Regions from separate parts of the Homo sapiens genome. Here region 2 is linked to region 1. A link is a loop called in an ENCODE intact Hi-C map of the cell type or tissue named here. Cell type or tissue: Caco-2. All regions are shown on one strand. Links, peaks and the distances in the headings refer to the core of each region. The heading gives the core; the rest is flanking DNA.

The links. Hi-C counts contacts between places; a loop is a spot of excess contacts. Peaks named below come from ENCODE experiments on the same cell type or tissue, not always from the same donor. Only the 100,000 strongest peaks of a DNase experiment are listed, where the experiment ranks them.
Region 2: it touches region 1 in a loop (9-fold over the local background); 1 of 110 quality-filtered maps calls a loop at or near these places.

The regions. Positions count from the first base shown.
Region 1 is chr15:93,337,121-93,345,864 of GRCh38, reverse strand. All of the region lies in intron 5 of LOC105370982 (a long non-coding RNA gene), which reads right to left. Among named protein-coding and RNA genes, the nearest start is that of RGMA, 250 kb to the right of the region's middle. In Caco-2, for the core only: no CTCF peak of the experiment used is centred there; a DNase peak (open chromatin) is centred at 4,614.
Region 2 is chr15:93,196,261-93,205,004 of GRCh38, reverse strand. No RefSeq gene overlaps it. Among named protein-coding and RNA genes, the nearest start is that of RGMA, 110 kb to the right of the region's middle. In Caco-2, for the core only: no CTCF peak of the experiment used is centred there; a DNase peak (open chromatin) is centred at 4,344.

The DNA.
Region 1 (8,744 bases), core at 192-8,191:
TTTTTTTTTTTTTTGAGAGAGAGAGTCTCGCTCTGTCGCCCAGGCTGGAGTGCAGTGGCGCAATCTCGGCTCACTGCAAGCTCTGCCTCTCGGGTTCACACCATTCTCCTGCCTCAGCCTTCCGAGTAGCTGGGACTACAGGCGCCCGCCACCACACCTGGCTAATTTTTTTTGTATTTTTAGTAGAGACGGGGTTTCACCGTGTTAGCCAGGATGGTCTCGATCTCCTGACCTTGTGATCTGCCCGCCTTGGCCTCCCAAAGTGCTGGGATTACAGGCGTGAGCCACCGTGCCCTGCCTGTCTAGAGACATTTTTGATTGTCATGACTGAGGTTGGGGGGCGTGCTACTAGCATATATTGGAAAGAGGGCAGGGATGCTGCTGAACATCTTACAATGCACCAGACAGACCCATCACAAAGAATTACCTGGCCCAAAATGTCAACAGTCGACAAGGTCTGATAAAGCAAATTCTCCTCTCTGCTATAAACCCTACTGGCTTCCTTTTTTTTTCTCTCTCTCTCTCTCTTTCCCTCTCCCCACCCTCCATCCTCTGATAGGCCCTAGTGTGTGTTCCTCTCTGTGTCCATGTGTTCTCATCATTTAGCTCCCACTTATAAGTGAGAAAATGCAGTATTAGGTTTTCTTTTCCTGTGTTAGTTTGCTAAGGATAATGGCCTCTAGCTCCATCCATATTCCTGCAAAGGACATGATCTCATTCTTTTTTGTGACTGTATAGTATGCCATGGTGTACTGTGGCGGGATAATCAGAGATAGGAGAGACTGAAGAGAGTGAGTTCAGGAAAGGTCTTTATTAAAAGGTGATCACCTGGCTTAGTAGGACTAGCATCCAGGAAAGTCTGAGCCCCGGACAAAGAAAGCAGCCACCTTTTAAGCAGTCAGTGGTGATGCAGGAAGCATACTTACAGAAGCGAGAACAAAGGCAGTTGATCAGTCTTTTTTTTGAGACGGAGTCTCGCTCTGTTGCCCAGGCTGGAGTGCAGTAGCGCGGTCTCAGCTCACTGCAAGCTCCACCTCCTGGGTTCATGCCATTCTCCTGTCTCAGCCTCCCGAGTAGCTGGGACTACAGGCACCCGCCACCATGTCTGGCTAATTTTTTGTATTTTTAGTACAGACGGGGTTTCGCCGTGTTAGCCAGGATGGTCTCGATTTCCTGACCTCGTGATCCGCCCACTTCAGCCTCCCAAAGTGCTGGGATTACAGGCGTGAGCCACCGCACCCGGTGATCAGTCTTTTACATTTATCTATACTATATGTTCTACATCCTTAGGAAGCCATGTTTCTGTATCAACCTTGTAACTTTACAGCTGTGCTAGGCAGGTGACGCAGGAACTCACTGAGCCTCAAGGAATGTGAAACTGGGGAGTATGGGTAAGGCTCACTGAGCACGGAAGGAAAAACAGGCAGGCAGTATTCTTCTCTAACTTAGACTACGGGGTTGGGGGTGGGTACACTACACTTAGCTTTTGAAGGAAAAAGTAAAAATTTCTTGGTTGTCTTTGATTGTACTTGTAAAATTCATAAATTCCTTCTTCAGTATATGTACCACATTCTATTATTGCCTTTCTTTTAAGGTTGATTTTCCTCCTGATAGAGAGATGGCTGCCTGTAGCTATCTTCCTTGTTCTTGTCTACTGGGAAAAGACTGGACTCTCTTAAATCCAAAGAAGAATTTTCTCCCCTAGACTGATTCAAATTTCAGGGACTTATTTCTGTGATCAGCAGACACGTACTGTTTGCATTAAACTAAACTGTTTGTATGAACTGCATAGTGTCAGAGGTGTTTGAACCAGAGTGACTCCATCTTGAATAGGTGCTGGGTAAAATGAGGCTGAGACCTAATGGGCTGCATTCCCAGGAGGTTAGGCATTCTTAGTCACAGGATGAGATAGGGGGACAGCAGAAGATACAGGTCACAACGACCTTGATGAGAAAACAGGATTCGGTAAAGAAACCGGCCAAAACCCACCAAAACCAAAATGGCAATGAAAGTGATCTCTGATTGTTCTCAGTGCTCATTATACACTGATTATAATGCATTAGCATGCTAAAAGACACTCCCACCAGTATCATGACAGTTTACCCTACATGGTCTAAAAAGAGGAGGAACCCTCAGTTCAGGGAATTGCCCACCCCTTTCCCAGAAAATTCATGAATAATTCACCCTTTGTTTAGTATATAATCAAGATATAAGTTTACTCTCAGTCAAGCAGCCCATGCTGCTGCTCTGCCTATGGAGTAGGCATTCTTTTATTCTTTTACCTTTTTTTTTTTTTTTTTTTTGAGATAGAGTCTCGCTCTGTCACCCAGGCTGGAGTGGAAAGGCATGATCTCGGCTCACTGCAACCTCCGCCACCCAGGTTCAAGCAATTGTCTGCCTCAGCCTCCCGAGTAGCTGGGATTACAGACGCCTGCCACCCAGCTAATTTTTTTTTTTTTTAATCTTTAGTAGAGACGGGGTTTCACCATCTTGCTCAGGCTGGTCTTAAACTCCTGACCTCGTGTTCTACCCACCGCGGCCTCCCAAAGTGCTGGGATTATAGGCGTGAGCCACTGCGCCCAGCCCCTTTCTTTTGCTTTCTTAATAAACTTGCTTTCACTTTATGGACTTGCCCCAAATTCTTTCTTGCACGAGGTCCAAGAACCTTCTTTTGGTGTCTTGATCGGGACCCCTTTCTGGTAACAATAGTAAAAGGTATACTTCTGTTATTACTCTCTGAAAGAGCTCTGGTATTAAAACAATTGTTACAAAGAGTGATGGCTACCCACAAGAAACATGTAGCTCTCATACAGTTACTTCAACAAAGTGCTTTAAGTAATTATTAATATTTTCCATTATCAAATAAAGATGCTTTCTTTCCCAACACTGCACTGGCAAAACAGTATGTTCTCATTAACTGAGGTTTAAACAATTAGTTTTATTTCTCCCCATACCTAGTATCCAAATATCTATTTACTTGGTTATAAGACCAAACAATTTTTGTTATCGCTTATTCTTCAGATGAAATTCAATAAACCATGCATGACATTTTTAATTAAACTGATTTTCAGAAAGTGCATAGAAGTGATGTGGGGAACAGCAGGAGGATGAACTGCAGGGTATAAACAGAAAGAGCTGTTCTCCATTTTTAACCAAATCAATATTCAATAATCTTAGTGCCTTGAAAAGCTACAAATAGGGACGTAACATGAGACTTTATAGAAGAGGGAAAAAAAAAGATGTGCTTTAATCTTTTTCTTTGCAGAAGACGACCCAAGATTTTTGAAGACACAAAGACAAATGTGCCTTGTGTTAAACTGATCAGACATCAAGTTAAATCTCCTCAGAAAGGTGCTCATTCGGGGAACTTCTGCTCACTCATTTTTTTTTTTTTTTTTCTTGAGATGGATTTTTTTTTTTCCAGGCTGGAGTGCAATGGCGCGATTTCGGCCCACCGCAACCTCTGCCTCCCAGGTTCATGTGATTCTCCTGCCTCAGCCTCCCGAATAGCTGGGATTACAGGCATGTGCCACCATGCCCGGCTAATTTTGTATTTTTAGTAGAGACAGGTTTCTCCATGTTGGTCAGGCTGGTCTTGAACTCCCAACCTCAGGTGATCCACCCACCTCAGCCTGCTCACTCATTTTAAACACATCCATGTCGGTTCGCATTTTTCTTTCTCTTAAGTTATCTACCACCGTCTCCTTAAAGTTTCCTATAATTGAAAATGTACCACCTGGGCTAAAGAGAGACCATTCTCAACCTCAGTTTCTCCCCCAAGCCTCACCTTGAGCACCCACCTGCCCTCTTCTCTCATCCCCCCAGGCCCATATTCTAAACATGTGACCATCAGCATAGGATGTAGTAACTGCCTAACTGGGAAATCCACTCTGGTGAAGAGGCCCACTACCCTCTTTTCAGCTGTTCAATCCACTCACTTCCCCTAAAGGGAAGTTAAAGGAAGCTCTATTTTTGGTTAGGGTAATGCTAACTGCTGTATTAACAAAGAAACCCCACAACTCCAACGGCTTAACAATAAAAATGTAGCTCTCACTCACTTAACACTTCAGTGTGTTCGCTCTGGTTGGAGTGGAGGAGGAAGGCCTGGAGGGAGGTCTGGACAGGAGTAGGCTCTACCCTTTTCCCACAGGCAGTGTCCAGCTCTCCTGGGGTGTCACTCCCCAAGGGCAGGTAAGGAAGACACATGCACTGCTTAGCCACCTCTGCCTGGGTGCCGCCAACATCATTTCCATTCATAGGTGAAACTAAGTAACATCCCTGGCTAAGCAGCTGCTTCTCAGGAAGCATCCTGTACCATGGAAGGGCCCATGAATTTTGAGTGGACAGTGGCTTTCTCCGCCGCAGATGTCAAAGCAGCATTACTTCATGGGTCCCACCCAAGGACAGAGAAGGACAAGTCTAAAATGTAAAGTCAGTTATTCTAAAAGCCTGATGCCTATTCCTTAAACTGCATATTTGTCCCTTGCAACAGGAGATGACACATTTTCCAAATATTGTCAACGGTAATGTTCAAAGGCAACAGGAGTTAAAAGAATGAACTTTGAGTTCACGCAAGCTGGTTATAAATCCTAGCTCTGCTCCTGCTTTCTAAATGACCCTGGGCAAATTGCTGAACCTCTCATCCTGATTCCTTATCTCTGAGAAGAGGATATTAATATGTACTTAAGTCAAATTATTGGGATTATTAAATGAAACCATGTATTTGAAGTGCTTAGCCTGTGCTGAGCTTACAGAGCTTACAGTAATGTTTGATAAATGATAGCTCTGGCTAGTAAATGGTCTAATTTATGTGACGAAAATTGTTATTTTAATCAACAGAACCCTTTTGAACCCTGGTTCAAATGAATAATGGTAAACCCAGTCTCCTTAAAGATTCAAGGAACAATTAAAATTCTAACAGAATTGAATTAGAATTGGTTTAAAAGAGAAGACTCTTCTTTGAAAAACACATTTAAAACACTGTCTTCCTTTTAGTTCTACGAACCTCAAATCAAAGAACTTCAAGGTATGAAACAAAACACGTTTGTTTGGCTTCGCTTACTTTGTTGGGATTATTCATGTGTGCATGTGTGTAAATTACTGCCTTCTTCAGCTGAATTGTCCATGCAAATTTCTCATACCCTCAGAGAGATCATTAATTCATGAGATTTTTATAACTTAAAATCTGAAGAAAAGATAATAAATGATGTTAGTACAAATGAAGCCAGATTCCCATCCTTTGATGTTCCAGAAGGATTCCATCAGCTTGCAGACATTTTCAGCCTGGCTGAATGTAAAACAATTGCCTCCTTCAGAGACAAATGCCAAAATGTGGAGTTCCGATATAAAACATTAGAACAATTCTATGACCATTTATGAGTTTGAACCTTTCTTCGGAATCTATTTCCAAAGTGATATTTTTTTTTAGTGATATTATTTTAGGCTCATATTCAAATAAAGCAACTTAACAAGAGTAAGCTTTTTGTCATGGCACAGAAGAAAAAAGCAAAAAAGACAAACGAAAAAGGACTGAGTCTTTGTGCACACAGTAGCTGTCACCTTGTCCCTCATTCCACATCGCTCCTCTTCTGATAATTAAGTCACTTAATGTGGCTTCCAATGGACTTTGTACCTAAACAATCCCTCACCGAATCTCAGAGGCCAGGAGAGAGAGGGACGGGGAATAGGATGGGGTAGGGACAGAGGATGGAGCCAGGGCTTTGCTGCAGAAAGGTCCCAAGTGAGAAGCCAAATGGCGGGTCATCAGAAAGGACCATGACCTGAGCCAGGAGCCCCAGCTCAGGATGTACATTTCAAAGACTTTAAATTCAAGAGCTGGTGGACACTGCAGCAGGATGGAAGTTGCGTGAGGAGCAGAGTTAAGAGGGTCCTGACTGGCTGCCATGACTAGCTGCAGAATACTCCCACACCTTGCCTTGGTGGCCCGTCAGCTACATAGCAAGCTGGTGCCTTGGGAAGCCTTCAGCGTTTTCTATAATACGAACGAATGGCCGGGCTTCATACCTTCTTTCTCCATGTGTCCATTGGGCACCAACATTTTACAAGTCTCTGTCCTGAGCCCTGGAGGTACTAAACTGAAAGAAAAGGTGCTCAGGTCAGAGAGAAATGAATTAACAGGCCGGGCGCGGTGGCTCACACCTGTAATCTCAGCACTTGGGGATGCCGAGGCGGGCGGATCACGAGGTCAGGAGTTCGAGACCAGCCTGACCAACATGGTAAACCCTGTCTCTACTAAAAATACAAAAATTAACCGGGTGTCGTGGCACCAGCCTGCAATCCCAGCTACTCAGGAGGCCGAGGCAGGAGAATCACTTGAATCTGGGAGGCAGAGGTTGCAGTGAGCCAAGATCTTACTGCTGCACTCCAGCCTGGGCAACAGAGGGAGACTCTGTCTCAAAAAAGAAAAAAAAAAGAAAAAGAAATGAATGAACAAATTGATGCAGTATAATGAGCAATGGGCACAGGGCATTCTGAGAGCACAGAAGAGAAGATATAAAGACAGCAAACAAGAGGCACTGCCAGGGGGAGGGTGACAGGGCTGAGCTGATTTTCTCAGTCATTCAGATCTCATAAGCAAATGGCTAAATAGCAGTCAGCTCATATCAGTTACCAATTTCGTTACAGCAAACCACCCAAGGCATTTATTGTGGCTCCCATAACAGGAGCCATGTTTTGTGGGTCAGCCATTTGGGGCTGGGCTCAGCTGAGCTGTTCTTTTGCTGTCTTGGCTAGGGACATTCATGTCCACAGTCATCTGATAGCTCAGCTGGCATGGGATGGTCTAGTATGACCAGGCTCACCTGCCTGGCTGTTGATGCTGTTTCCTGGGTTTCTCTTTGCATCGTTTTAGAATTCCAAGAGGGCAAGGCCTAAACTCAAGAGTTTATCAAACTTCAGCCTGTATCATGTTTACTAATGTCCAATTGACCAAAGCAAGTTATTTGGCCAAGCCTAGAGCAATGTGAAAGGAAACTACATAAGTAAGGGCATGCATACCAGTAGGTACAGTTCACAAGGGCTAGTATTTCAACACTCCACCATAGCTCTCTTCTCTGAGTTATCCTAGGTAGGTTATTAGGCACCCCTGAGGAACTCCAACTCCACTTATCTCCATCCTTCACAGGGGAACAAGCTCATTCAAGGGTCTAGGTCAGGAGTCATCTCTGCTGACAGCCAAAGCCTCCAAAGCTACCCCAGCTCCTAGCATAAGGATCCCTGGGGTCAAGATCGGGCCCAGGCCCCTCACAGCCTGCCTGGGCAGAGTCTCAGGAAGCATAGCCCTCAGGCCAACAGCCCCCAATCAACACACACCAGGAGAACAAAGGAAAAGAGAAAGTCCTGGGGAAGACGGATGTTTAGGAGAAGCAAAAAGAGGACTTAGTGGCCTTGAGGTCCCCTCGAACTCCAGACATGTAATTCCTAGAGGCATAAGTACCCAGTACATTCCTGTCTCAGCAAGACCCTGGATAGTAACCCCTACTCAAAAGGTCTCCCCCGTAACTCAGGTACACATACACACTTAACCATTCTTTACAAGAACATAGAATCTTGGTGTTGTGAACAACTAGGAAGGTTTTTTGTCTGAAATCTCATTGCTCTGCTGAGTAAACTGAGGCCCAAGGTGGTTAAGTGACCAACAAAATAAGTTCAGAACCAGGAGTGGGTGTAGCAAAAGGATTAAGAATACAGAATCTTAGGTCAGGCATGGTGGCTCATGCCCATAATCCCAGCACTTTGGGAGGCCAAGACAGGACAATCACTTGAGCCCAGGAATTTAAGATCAGCCTAGGCAACACAGTGAGACTCCATCTCTACAAAAATTTTAAAAATGAGCTGGCTATGGGGGCAGACACCTGTGGTTCTGGGTACTTGGGAGGCTGAGATGAGACGATTGCTTGAGCCCAGGGGGTCGAGGCTGCAGCGAGCCAGGATCGCACTAATGCACTCCAGCCCGGGTGACAGAGTCAGACCCTGTCTCAAATAAAGAGGAAAAAAAAGAATACAGACTCTTAGTTTGTTTTAGATATTAAAGATTAGCAATCCTTGAACAGTATGATAGCTCTGGGGTTTATTTCCATACCTGATTAAATAACAATGAATTTTTTTCTTTTAAATTTATCATTATAATTTTCATCAGCTATAACTGTTAGTTAAATGTAATTTACTGTATATTTCAAAATAGCTGGAAGACAAGACTTGTAATGTGTCCAGCACATGGAAAAGATAAATGTTTGAGGTGATGGATATCTCAATTACTCTGATGAGATCATTACACATTGTATACATGGATCAAAACACCAAATGTGCCCCAAAAATATGTACAATTTTAAGAATTTTTAAATACAAAAGAAAAGGAATTCACCAAAATTATGTCCACAGAAACTAGAAACATTTAATATATCTGTGATTAGAAGTATCAAATAATATGACGAAAAATTATTAGATATGAAAGATCTGATCTTTTTATTGTTTAATCTAGTGATTAGAAAACGTGAAATATTTAAATAATCTTATTTGAAATGAGTTTTATTCCTGGAGCTTATTTGACTATAACTTTTCACTTAGAAAAGAGTCACAGATAAATCACAAACCTCTGTTGGTCATAATCACTTTTCCATTCACATTAGTTTTTTTAAAAAAAAAATAACATTTTTAGAGCAGTTTTAGGTTCACCAGCAAACACATCAGACTTTTTAGCAATAACTTGTTTTCATTAAAGAATT
Region 2 (8,744 bases), core at 303-8,302, 140 kb after region 1:
CCCAAACAATCTTCACCTGGCAAACTTCATTTTACCCAAAATAAAAGGCCTTGATCCCCTATACAGCCTGCATTCCATGGGCCAGGCCGGGGTCTCAGATGTTCCTCATAAATAAGGAATGGATCTCCAGGGTGGTCGCTACTCCCGGATTTCTTAGCCTGGGACTCCGAACACACATTCAGGTGCATCTGCCATACGGAGTGTATTAGTCCATTTTCACACTGCTATAAAGATACTACCGGAGACTGGGTAACTTATAAAGGAAAGAGGTTGAATTGACTCACAGTTCCGCATGGCTGGAGAGGCCTCAGGAAACTTACAGTCATGGTGGAAAGCAAAGGGGAAGCAAGGCACATCTACCATGGTAGCAGGAGAGAGAGGCCGCAAAGGAGAAGTGCCACACTTTTAAACCATCAGATCACATGAGAACTCACTATCATGAGAACAGCATGGGGGAAACTGCCCCCACAATCCAATCACCTCCCACCAGGTCCCTCCCTCCACATGTGGGGATTACAATCCGAGAAGAGATTTGGGTGGGGACCCAAAGCCAAACCATATCAGAGGGTCATTGTTAGTGTATGCTCAAGTCAAGTTATCACCGTCAGGTGCGTTTATCATACACACCTTCCTCCATCTTCAAAGCCAACAGCATAGCATCTTCTAGTCTCTCTCTCTGTCTCTCTCTATCTCTGTCTCTCTCTCTCTCTGTCTCTCTCTCTCTGTCTGTCTGTCTGTCTCTCTCTCTCTCTCTCTCTCTCTCTCTGTGCTTCCATCGTCACAGAACCTTTTTCTTTCTTATAAGGACCACTGTGATTACACCGGGCCCATCTAGCTAATCCAGGATAATTTCCCCATACGATTTCTAACTTAATCATATCAGCAAAGTCCCTTTTACTATGTGAAAAGTATCATATTCACAGGTTCCAGGGATTAGAACGTGGACATTTTGGAGGGGACATTGTTCAGCCTACCACAGTGACTATCTCAGGCTATATAAATGAAGGTATTATGCTCAGAAAAAAGAAGGTGATGGAGTCTGTTCCTTTCTATCCTGGAGTCTGTTCACTCCTAGGGACTTCATCTTCAAAGGAATGGAGAGCACCTATTACAAAGCAAACACGGTATTATTTTATTATAACATTAAATAAATGTTGGAGAAAGTGTCGGAAAACAAATCTTCCTACAGGTAGTTGGAAGCAGCGTCAATTATTTTAAAAATTTTGGAGGGTAATCTGGCAACATACAGCAAAAGTTTCTCAGATGTTCATTTCTATTGATCTAGAGATTTTACTTCCGCAGATTTATCCTAAGGAAATAAACATGAACATGTGCAAAGATTTACTGACAAGGATATTCACCAAAGTACTTTCAAAGTCATAAGAAGAAAGTAAATTGGGAGGAAAAACTAACTTCCTCAAAGTTGAAATAAACTCTGGTACATTTGTTTTAAAATATATCTAAAACCTACTTAGCCATTCATCACGTTGTAGAGGAATATTTAACAACATGAAAAGAGGTTTTCCATATCCCAAGAAATGACCTAGCAGGTTATATGTCAGTGTGCAGAGTCTGTTTCTTATTTGCAAAATACAATCATATCAGTTTTAAGTTCCTACTGGAAACAGCACTCAACTAGGACAACGGGAGGATGGGTCATTGACAAAGGGGTAGGAGCAGGGAACTAAAAGGCCAGCACAGGAGCTCAAAGCTAGTAAGTAGCAAAGGGCCCAGGGCAGAAGCCACTGCAGGCACAACAGAGAAGTGTTAAGTAGGCTGCCCTGAGAGGGACAAATCAGCCCCAGGCAACTCCACAGGGAGGAATCAGGGACATAAACAACTTGACCTCTCTCCTCTGTTAGATCTGTGCCCTGAGCACCTCACTGTCTAAACCCAGCAGAAACCCAGGGACACAGAAGCCCCTGTGCAAGTGTGGCCCACTGTAGCCCAACCTCTTGGGCAGAGAGAAGAAGGGGACACAACACCAGCACAACCACATGTGTGCCACATGCATAAAACTAATGGAGGAAGAGCCATCAGAAGGTCAAAGGGGCTCATGTCTTGGCCGCTTACTCACAGGTGAATTTTTGTTTTCCTCTTCTTACCTTTCTGCATAGTCTATGATGGACGTATAGTACTTTTGGAATCACAGATGAAAGCCACCCGTGTTGAAATAAATTCACAACCCATTATAGTATGCTCATGGTAGGGCCGTGAAGAAAACCAACACTGGCCCCACTGCAAGAGCTGGGGACATTTTTCTGGTGTGTGAGAGAGGAGGCTTAGCTATTTTCAACAATCCGAAAGTCAGTCCTATGGAGGAGGGATTAGATTTGGTCTGCAGTTAGCCCAGGACCAAAAGGCAAAATGACAGGCGGGCAGATGCCAATCAGCCTGATTAAAGCTGCCTGGAAATAGCACATGTTTCCTCAAGCATTCCTGAGCTGTCTGGTCCTGAGGACAATTTAAGCAGAAGCCAGAAAACTTCCTGGTGGACATTCTGTAGAGGTACCTGAAGGATCAGATGGAGCTTTGTACTAGACAAACTTCCAAGTATCTTCTAGGACAAAAGAGAGTAAATTACTATTTTAAAGTATATAACAATGGTGACTGTCATAATTTATTTAATAGTGCTTGCTCTGGTTTTAGGGGTGGAGCAAGGTGGGAAGGGGTGTTTAAGTGAATTCTTGTTATCTCAGACATTTAGCTCCAAGAAAAAGTCTCTCACGAAAAGTATACTGGTAAAAACACTTAGACAGAAAACTCAAATTGGCATAACCAAACAGCCTAGATGCCAAGCTTGGCTGGATCCAGGCACTCAAATGACACATCAAGGCCCGATATTTCTCCACGTCTTGGCTCATTCCTTTATCAGGCTCTCTCTTATGGGGAAAGGGTGTCAACAGGCTCACATCCCCACCACTCCAAGTCCAGTGCAAAAGACAATACCTATTTGTAAATTCTTGGGCCTCAAGTCGTGAGATAAGCTCTATTTGAGCATGATTTGTTTATGGGTCAGCTATCTGTCCCTGAAATATTTACTTTGGCCAAAAGGATGCTACATTCTGGCCACCTCTGGTTCCTTCGGAATAATAGAGAGGAAATATGAAGCTGGCATTAAAAATAGCCTCATTTGGCCTGTAATCCCAGAACCTGGGGAGGCTAAGGCAGGTGGATTGCTTGATCCAGGAGTTCGAGACCAGCCTGGGCAACATGACTACCAAAAACCTAAAAATTATCCGGGCATGGTGGTGCAAGCCTGTAGTCCTACCTATTCAGGAGGCTGAAGTGGGAGGATCTCTTGAGCCTGGGAGGTCAAGGCTGCAGTGAGCTGTGATCAAGCCACTACACTCCAGCCTGGGAGACAGAGCGAGACCTTATCTCAAAAAATAAATAAAAAATAAATTAGTAAAAGTTTCATTCTAAGTTCTGAATGTTTTTCCCTCTGTGTGGGAATTTGACTCAAGCTCTTTTCAGCTATTGGTCTTGTTCTTCAAATGAAATCGCAAGCAGAGCTACTCTATCTGGAATAACTCAGAGAGTGGGTTGCTAAGGAAAAATTCCCAAGTTGTTGAGGCCACCAGAGAGGAAAGGAATAGCTTCAGGAACGCCACTCTGTGAGCACATCATGGATGCCTTGATTTCCCAACCTGGAGGCCAGCCCTTCTTGAAGTTCCATCTATTTGATATCAAAGGGTGCCTCTTCTCCACCTAAAATGATTGTAATTCTCTGGCCAACTGAGAAATTTTCAGTGCAATAAATTCAGAGAATTCTTGACTATAGGATAGTTCAGAGCCTTTAGTGTTTGAATCTGCATTGGGAATATCCAGAGGAAAACACCAAGTGCAGAATTTCTAAACCTACTTGATCATGAAATCATCTGAAGCATCTCTCGGGACTAGTATTCCCTGTAACAAACTCGGGGACACGCTGCTCTAGGGGAGACAGTTTTTCTGACCCTGCCCTACCCTGCCCTGCCCATCATTTTCATCGGGATCACAAAGTAATAAAAGATTACTGAGAAAGGCAGGCTTTGTTCCTCCATCACCTCTCTGGAATGTTTAGAAATGAATATAATAACACAGAGATAAGACCCATCAAATCCCTGGCTTGTCAAAAGAAATCCTTTCTCCATCCAACCTGTTACATGGTTGCTGGAATCAAATTGCAAAAATCCTACACTAACTCCAGCTCCAGTCAGAGAAGAGACCACTGGTGGACTACCCCAAGAGGACTTTTGGCCGCCACGGGAACTCGCAGTCACCTCTGGCAAACCTCTGTCTGCAGCTGCAGAAGATCAAGTCAGGCTCACATCTGTTCCCCAGACACCCCACACTCCACCCCAGCTTCCCTGTCCAACAAAGCCTGGCCAGGTTTTCACAGTTAATCCCTCCAGGCCCCCAGCTCATCTTCTCCCTTCTTACTCCTAAGAATTCTCAGAGATCAAAGCCAAAGGCTTGTTTGCATAACATTCCACAGAACACCTTAAATTCCCAGCTTGAAAGGAGGCTGAAAGAAGGTCACACATACTCTATTGTTGAAATACTTAAACAGCAAGACATGACCAAAGTGTTAACATATGAACCAGCATCATCTCTCTGGACTTTGGGGGTCCTGTGAAGTGAGGGCCTTCCCCCAGTAAGTCAAATATAAGCATCTGATGAGAAGTCAACTAGAATTCTCCTTGGAGGTCACTCTGAGTTGACTCAGGCAATACACTGATTCTGAGATGGAAATTGAGAGCTACTGCCATAACCCAACGGGTCAGCCTTCAAATTCAAATGAGGCCTGAAATGTTCATTCCGGATGGCCCCTCTGATCCATTCAGTTCCCTGTTCTTCCTCCCCACGGTCTTGGTTCACAAAATAATATGGCTTTTTAGAACAGAAAGGTCATCTAGTCTGGAGATTTTCAAACTTTCTGGCAGCAGCAAAAAAAAATTGCAGACACAATCTTACACAGGGCTCTAATTTAAAGCAAATAAATTTGGGGTCTCTGAAGGAGGGTAAGAGTGAGCATAGAAGGATTTTCACCTTCTCAGTCACCCCTCCACCATAGTGGCTTTGGGCTCCCACAGCTTGAAAAGTCCCTGATATTGTCCAACGCCTTCAGATTACACGAACGCTGAGGACCCAGAGAAGGAAAGGGAACTTCCCAGTCTCACGTGGTACACACTACAGAGCCCACTGAAATCCAGGTTTCAATTCCTGGGCAAAGCTATCTTCTCCTTCCAAACAGCTGATGCCACCACAATCAACCAAGTCTCTCTCTTGTGCTCCAAACCTTAAGTACTCATTGGAGCTCATACCTTTGCTCTTCACTTCAAAACAGTCTCCAACATGGTCAGTCCTACTTTCAGAATGTCCCTTTTCTGTTCTCACCATCACCACCTTTCTTACTGAGAAACACCAGGGACCCGGCATCTGTCCCTCCTACCCTCAGCCCCCGTGCCCAGGCTCTGCAGTTGCTAGATCCTGTTTCCTAACCTTGGTTAACCATTAAAATCACCTAGGAGCTTATTAAAAATATAAATTCCTGGGCCCAGCACTAGACCTAATGAATCAGCATTTCCAAGCGTGGGTCCAAGAATCTGTGATTTAAATAAGTACCCCTAGATAATTGATGATTGGCTAGCTTTGGGAAGCATTACATTCAACGAGGTTGTGTTCCTTATTCATATCCATCACCCAAAGCAAAGGAATTTTCACATTAAATCACAGCCGTCTTTGCTGGTGTAACTTCTCTGGACACCTGTTTGGAATTATGGAGGGAATGGTCTCTGCAAAACCCTTCCCTCATGTATTCTAAAGACACAACCACAGACATGAGCAAAGATGTACCTGTTATGATGCTCACTGCTGCACTAAAGAATGGAAATGTTCACCAATGAGGGAATTGAGTCAATAAATTTTGGTATATACATGCAATCTTATACATTTACTAAAAAATATTTAGAATATTAATAACATGCAAATATGTTCACATTCTATGAATATAAACACAACATGCTACAAGAGTCAATGTACAATAGGATTCTATTTTTTCATATGCATAAAATAACTAAAAAGAGAAACAAGAACATATTAATGATATCTCTAGAATGGTGGTGGGAATAGTGGCATTGTTTATTTCCTTACTTGTATTTCTTTCAATCTTCCAAAATGGCTATAGAGATCATGGATTTCGGCATCTATACAAAAACAAAGCTACCTTGAAACTATCTTGAGAGGAGAAAAAAAGAGCAAGTTAGAGGATCGAGATGATGGTTTAAGATGCGTTACTGTTTATAATCTTATCCATACCACTTAAAGTGACAAACAAGAGTTTTCTTGTTTTGCTGTTGTTATTGTTTTAAGTATAACTTCATAAAAGCTCTGGACAACAGGAAGGCATACCAGCCATAGGGCAGATATCATAAGAAATTCCTGGCATGCAGAAAGCTAATGGGGTCCCTAGATATTTGAGGAAAATCAATAATGTGAAGGAAGAGAATAAAAACAAAATCTCTTAGTATGTAGGTAAAAGAGACAGGTTTTAAATAAGAAAGAAAACATATTTGAAGAACGTATCCAAAAATCTAACTTCCATCCATTGGGAGGAGAAAACAGAGAAAATGGTGAAAAGGGAGAAAAACAAAAGAACTAATGGGGGAGGAGGGGAATGGTCAATGGAAGAAACAGCATTCAGATTAAAATAGCCTACTGAGTAGATAATACAATAATAGTAAAGCTGAACTGTTTCAGAGCAAGACACTGAGCTAAATGGTTTACATGCAGTATGTATTTTCATCTTTGTAGCAACCCTGTGAGTTCCCAACTCATAATTTCTCCCACGGTACAGATGAGAAAACTGTTTAGAGAGACTAAAATCACTTGCCCAAGTATAGACAGCTACTAATTAATGGAGCCATATGCTTGATGAAATTTTAGTACACCTAAGATATTCTAAGAACTTTCTTTCTTTTCCAGAAAGAAAAGAGCCTCATCTTTAAGAAATAAGAAATACATAGAAATAAAACTCTTCTTCAGCAATACTGGATTTTAAAAGGCAAAAGATTTATTCATTCTGAAGAGAAACCAGACTGGATTTTAGAAAAAAGCACCAAAGTCACAGAGAAAATTATTTTGAACCTAGAATACTATATGCAGCAAAAACAACAACTATAAAATGAAGACATTTTTAATCATTAAGTACTCAAAATGTTTGCATCCAGACTCTCACTGGAGAATGAGTCAAGAATTCTATAAATTAATTAATTAATTCCAAAACAGAAGGGTGTGGGATTTGAGAAATAATGGTTAACAAATCAATGAATAAAACATAATTTAGTCTAAATAAATACTGTAATATAATGCTAAAAGGAGAAGGAAAAAAAAAGGAAAAAGAAGGAAGATGGAGAGGAGAAGAAGGAGGAGGAGGAAAAGAAGAAGAAATAAACCCCCGATAATTATAGCATGTAAGGGGATAAAAGCTGAGGAGGAAAAGTAATAGTGTGCTAAAGTCAAAGAAGAAAAGATAAGAAAATTATGTTATTTATAAATAAATAATAATAAAGACAACATATGAAAGTATGTAGAAACATAGCTAAGGTATTTCTTAGAGAAAAATTTCTGAGTGTGTGTGTGCATGTGTATTGTGTGTGCCTGGGTGTGTGTATCACTCATTCATACACACACACACACACACACACAAACTTAATATTTAATTAACAAGGCCAGGCATGGTGGCTCACGCCTATAATCCCAGCACTTTGGGAGACCGAGATGGGCTGATTACTTGAGGTTGGGAGTTGGAGACCAGCCTGGCCAACATGGTGAAACCCTGCCTCTACTAAAAATACAAAAATTATCCAGGTGTGGTAGTGGGCACCTGTAATCCCAGCTACTTGGGAGGTGGAGGTAGGAAAATCACTTGAACCCGGGAGTTGGAGGTTGTGATGAGCCAAAATTGTGCCACTACACTCCAGCCTGGGCAAAAGAGGGAGACCACCTCAAAAAAAAATGTATATATATATATATTCTTAATCAACAAGGCATGACATCAGTGGAAATAGTGGAGTAAGGACCTCTGAAAGTCTTCTCCTCCATTAAAGAAATAAAAATGCTGGTAGAAATGGTCAAAATCAGCATTTTCAGAACTGTGGAAGTTAACCAGCAGTTGCGGAAATCCATGAGGCATTTATTCAAGAAAATGGCTGAGTCTCAGTAAGAACAGCAAGCTTTGTGGCATTTTAACTTCCTGACTCCTTCTCTCTAGCCCCATAGTAGCTTTGAAAATTGACAGTCCTCCAGACAGTCCTGCAAACAGCCCTGAAAACCAGCAGCCTAACAGCCACTCCAAGAGATAAAATGAGGTTGAATGTTCTCCAGAATCCCCTTCAGAGAAGTGTCATAATTTGTCATATCTGGCATTTTCCTGGAAAATCCCACCACCAGCATTTGTCTTTATTTGACCTGCCTCAGAGCTTGCTCAGTACGAACAGCGTTTCCCTAAGCTTCTATCCAAAACAATCAGCAGCAATTGTGTAACATTGCAGCTGCCTGAGGCAGTGATATCAGTTAGGACAAACAACAACCAGGAACCAAAAAAAAAAAAAAAAAAAGAAGAAGAAAAAGCCAGGAGTCAGGTATCAATGGGGCTTTGGAAATGTCTGTCATTCCTGAGAAGCTAAGAGGCCACATGTGTGCATAGGGCCATGTGCATGCCGGGGGATATGCACGTGTTCAGTAAAGATCTGAGAAGT